Linked DNA regions of Homo sapiens: region 2 is linked to region 1. The links are chromatin contacts, found by Hi-C in ENCODE. All regions are on one chromosome and are shown on one strand. The core of a region is the stretch at or near the end of the contact, and the rest is flanking DNA. Distances in the headings are between cores, read along the strand shown. Region 1 has its middle 38 kb from the start of PRDM2. Region 2 overlaps KAZN (kazrin, periplakin interacting protein).

Evidence for each region. A loop is a pair of places that touch in the nucleus more often than their neighbours do. Pooled maps may share reads with other maps.
Region 2: a loop to region 1 is called in a pooled map of heart right ventricle, with 2.3 times the contacts of the local background. The contact joins two enhancer-like sites. A Hi-C loop is called at or near these places in 1 of 168 maps with a recorded cell type or tissue (chondrocyte) and 9 of 50 pooled maps.

The regions. Positions count from the first base shown.
Region 1 is chr1:13,661,379-13,663,941 of GRCh38, reverse strand. No RefSeq gene overlaps it. Among named protein-coding and RNA genes, the nearest start is that of PRDM2, 38 kb to the left of the region's middle. Within about 2 kb of position 1,286, at least 2 of the 41 ENCODE cell types and tissues checked have a DNase peak (open chromatin) inside an H3K27ac peak, as active enhancers do.
Region 2 is chr1:15,089,263-15,091,825 of GRCh38, reverse strand. The region is part of intron 8 of KAZN (kazrin, periplakin interacting protein); the gene reads right to left. Among named protein-coding and RNA genes, the nearest start is that of TMEM51-AS1, 62 kb to the left of the region's middle. Within about 2 kb of position 1,290, at least 12 of the 41 ENCODE cell types and tissues checked have a DNase peak (open chromatin) inside an H3K27ac peak, as active enhancers do.

The sequences.
Region 1 (2,563 bases), core at 37-2,536:
GATAGGGCAACTGAGACCCAGAGAGGTGAATGTCTTACCGCTATTAAAGAGAGGACTCTATTACTCAATCCAAGGCAAGAACAGAGGTCACAACAAACTTTTTCCGTAAAGAGTCAGATAGCGAATATTTTAAGCTTTATGGGCCATATAGTCTCCATTGCAACTACTCATTTCTGCTATTGTAGAGTGAGTGCCGGCATAGACAATATGTAAACAAATTGGTGTGTCTGTGTTCAGATAAAACTTTATGGCCTGTAATCCCAGCACTTTGGGAGGCTGAGGCGGGCAGATCACAAGGTTAGGAGTTCGAGACCAGCCTGACCAAAGAGACCAGCCTGGCCAACATGGTGAAACCCTGTCCCTACTATAAATGCAAAAATTAGCCAGGCATGGTGGTGGGTGCCTGTAACCCCAGCTACTCAGGAGGCTGAGGCAGAATTGCTTGAACCCAGGAGGTGGAAGTTGCAGTGAGGTGAGATTGCACCATTGCACTCCAGCCTGGGCAACAGAGCGAGAATCCAACTCAAACAAAACAAAACAAAAAAACCCACTTTATTTACAAAAACAGTTGAAGGGCCAGATTTGGCCTGCAGGCTCTAGCTTGTCAATCCTGGAATTAAACCATTACAAAAGGCCTCACATTTACTTGGACAACCCCCACCCCTAATTCCTTCTTCTGCTTCCCTAGATCCATCCTCCCAGATGATCGTTACCCTAAAGTTTGTCTTTATCACTCTCTGACTTAAAAAAAAAAATCTGCTTACCTAAGCTGTGTGTTGTCAAAACAATGTGTTATCTTCTTTTACTGGGTTTGAGCTTTCAAAATGTCATCATATGGTGTGTGGTCTTTGGCTTTTAAAAATTCAGTCTTACGTTTCTAACATTTATGGCCATCGTGGATTCATTTTCATCACTGTGTGTAAAATACTTCATGGGGTGAGCATACTACAAGTCTTGTAAACACGCTCTCCTTGATGGACATGTAGGACAGTTTATTTGCCATTATAAACAATTATAAAACAATTCCTCTAGAAGCAGAATTGCTAGGTTAGAGGATTAAAAAGCTATTTATTTATTTATTTTGAGACGGGGTTGCCTAGGCTGGTCTCGAACTCCTGGGCTCAAGCAATCCTCCCACTGAGGCCTCCCAAAATGCTGGGATTACAGGCATGAGACACTGTGCCTGGTTTTTTTTTTTTTTCTTGTAAAAATGCCTGAGACATGTAAATTACACAGAGTCTGGAGTCAGCGTGACTTCCTGGCTAATTTCCACCATTTCTAGCTTTGTCATCTTGGGCAAATTGCTGTGCCTGTTGCTGAATCCTCTTTTCTTTGGGGGGGTGGGGTGCCTATGTGAAATGAAGATAATAATGGTATCCACCTCCTCATGTTGTTGTGAGGATTAAATGAAATAATCCCCGTAAATCTGTTATTAGCACACTGGTAGCACAGTTTAGGAGTTTAAGGAGTTTTTTCCTCACTTTGTATTTGTCACATGACTTCTCCCCACTAGGCTGCGAAGTTAGTAAGGGCAGTGTTAAAAGAAAAACTTCAGCTGAATTAATTTTAAATGAGTTTAATTGAACAATGCATGATTCCCCAATCAGGCAGCCCCCAGAATCACAGCAGATTTAGAGAAACTCCAGGGATGCCCCCTGGTCAGAACAAATTTATAGACAAAGAAAGGGAAGTGCCATACAGAAATCGGCAGTGAGGTACAGAAACAGCTGGATTGGTTACAGGCTGGTGTTTGTCTTATTTGAACACAGTTTGAACACTTAGCAGTCTCTGAGTGGTTGAAGTATGGCTGCTGGGATTGGCCAAGACTCAACTATTGTAATTGTTACAGGTGTATACTCCTAAATTAGGTTTTCAACCTTGTCTGCCTATTAAGCTAGGTTACAGTTCGTCCACAGGGGCTCGAATATAGAAGTACGGAGTCCTTCCCAGGCCGTATTGAGTTTGCATTAACAGCAAACTGGGTACTTTATCTCAGAAACATCAGTATCCACCATATGTCAGTTTTCAAATAAAGGTGTGTGAATGAATGAAATGATGAATGAAGGAATGTGTGAATGTGATCAGAACTGTGGCCCTGCCAGCTGCAGACACAGGTGTCAATGACCTGGGTGTCACAGTTTTGAGCATGGGGGTGAGGAAGGTGGGGAGGCAGCAACCAGCGTAGGACTCCCTCCGACTGGGTGGAGTGACTGCTTTGGGTCTGACCGCATTAGTCATAAGTAATTCCCTGGACTTCTGCCTTGGAGGAAGCCGTGCAGGTTTGCTGAGGGAGGCCCTGAAAGTCTGACTCTTGGAGATGAAGAGTCTGTGAGCTGCTTCTTTCCACTTGTGAGTAGCAGATGAGCTGCAGAAGAACTAACCTGTATTAGTCCGTTCTCACACTTCTATGAAGAAATACCCGAGACTGGTAATTTATAAAGGAAAGAGGTTTATACTTATAATCATGGCAGAAGGCAAAGGAGAAGCAGGCACCTTTTTCACAGGGTGACAGGATGGAGTGAGTACCAGATGATTATATAACCATCAGATCTCATGAAAAATC
Region 2 (2,563 bases), core at 41-2,540, 1.4 Mb before region 1:
GTATAGTTTTGTAATAAAAACTTTGGAAAAATTAAATACTAGGAAGCAATATGAATGGTTATTGATGAGAGTTTGTTTGAAGGAATGACGCTCCATTCATATGTTGGAATATGTGCAATGAATAAAAAGTCCTGTCACGGGAAAACATCCACCACCTACTGCCAAATGAAAAAGGAAAACACGGCCGGGTGCGGTGGCTCACGCCTGTAATCCCAGCACTTTGGGAGGCAGGTAGATCACGAGGTCAGAAGATCGAGACCGTCCTGGCTAACACGGTGAAATCCCATCTCTACTAAAATTACAAAAAATTATCCCGGCGTGGGCGTGGTAGCACACGCCTGTAGTCCCAGCTACTCCAGAGGCTGAGGCAGGAGAATCACTTGAACCTGGGAGGCAGAGGTTGCAGTAAGTCGAGATTGTGCCACTGCACTCCAGTCTGGGCGACAGAACAAGACTCCATTGCAAAAACAAAAAACAAAAAACAACAAAACACAGCAGGCACAGTGTAACCCTGACTGTGGTTTAAAAATTATATGTAGATGTAAAGTGTATAATTATTATATACACGTGTGTGTATACAATATACTAGGTGGAGAAAATCTAGTATATAAAAATATGTAAAGTACTAGATGGATCAACATGAAAAGTCTGTCTCTGGAAAAGAAGTGATAGGTAATTGTGCGAGTGTGTGTGTGAATGTGCCCGTGTGAGTGTGAGAGTATTTGTGACTGTGCATACTTTTCTGTCTCCCAAGTTTTCTGCATTGACTATAGTATGTTTGATATGTAGAAAAAAGCCTAGAAATCTCACTTTTTCAAGTTACAAACCCCCTCCCCACAAGGCCTTCCCTCTCTCCATTTTAAACTCCTTGAGGGACTCTTTGAAAAGGACTGTATCCACCTGGTGACCACACACTCATCCATCATCCCCATCTCCACCAAAACCTGTCTCCCAAACACCTTGTGCCTCAGTTTCCTCCTCTGTAAAGCTAACCCGGTACCATTCTCTGCTGCCTGCCTCCTCTGTGGGCTGCCGTGAGGACTCAGCGGGGGTGAGTGTGACGGGCTGTCCGTGCTGGGACAAGTATGGGTTGAGAGGTCACTGCCAACATTATCACGTTTCCCTTCTCAGTGAGCCTAAGCCCTTTGTTTTTCCCAAGGAAATGGCAGAGGTTGCAGAGAGCTCTGTGCAGGTCACCCGTCTGAGTGGCCTCCTGTTGCCATGGTGCCAGGAATGCGGAAACGGCAGCAGCTGCCTCTGCAGCCCCGCCAGGGCCCCACCTTCCTGCCAGGTGACAGGGCTGTCAGGCCGGGGTGCAGGCCGGCAGCCAGTGCTGGTGCCCGGCTCCCACGGACCGGCATGGCTTGCAGGGAAGTCTTTTGGATCAGGCACAGGACTCCAAATTCTATAGGGATTGGAACAGGCACTGAAACACGGCATCCTTCCTGGATGGGAAAGAGCTGAGAGCCCCCGGGAGGCCTCCAGCCTGGCTGGCTTCACTCTGTTTTATTCTGCTAGCTGAGTCTCACCTCTGTTATGTGCTTCTGGGAAGAGGAGAGGTGATATGTGGCCAAATCTGGTTACCCAAAGTTCCAAGACACGGCCCCTGTCATCCATTTGGACCAGGCTTTGGAGTTGAACAGACCTCAGCATCAGGCAGATTCCTTGAAGCCTCCGTTTCTCCATATATAAAATGGGAATAATGAGAATATCTGCCTCGTAGCTTGAAATGAATGTTATAAACTCTGAATGCGAAGCTATGGGGGTGTGAAAGTTGCAGATACCAGGATGAAATCACTTTTGTCAGAACCAGAAGAATTAGAGCCGGGAAATCACGAAGGAGGGGAACTCATGCTTGCATGTTTGAGATAAGGACTGTCTCAAGGACTTTCTAAAATAGCCCCCAAGAAATTCCTTCTTCAGGACTGCAGCAATTCAGGTAAGATGTTCTCCAAAGAACACTGCCCAGTAACGTCATCTCCACCAATGAACTGATGCCAACTCTAGCTTTGAGCCTCTGCAGCCAATGAAGTCTGTTTCCAAGCAGCTTATGTGAACTTCTCTTTTTTTTTTTTTTTTTTTTTTTTTTTTTTGCCAATAAAAGCTTCCCTTTGCTGTCCCCTCTCCAGACGCACCTATGGCTTGCCACAGCTATACTTCCAGAGACTAATCCATTTATGCTTACTCCCAAATACATTCATCATATAGGAGATATTTTTTTCTGATGTCTGTTTTTTCAGGCTGACAGTAGGCACTTAGTCAAGGCTGGCTATTGTTGGCAATAAGGGGCCCCTCTCCTGGGGCTTGGGCACTGTTTGGCCACACCTAGAGTTTAGCTGCAGCCACTTCCTTCCCACTACATTCCTGGCTACAGCTTTGGTGCCTTCAGAGGGAACAAGTCCTCCTGGTTGTCCAGCCTGGCAGGGCAGAAATTCACTGTCCCTGCTGGACTCTTGCCTGGTCAAGGTGGGAGGGGTGGGGCTCTCAGTGAGGTGAGGGTGGATCTGTCCGTTCTGTGCCCAGGTGGGTGGGTGGGGGGTGTCTGCAGCCCTTGGCTATGTCT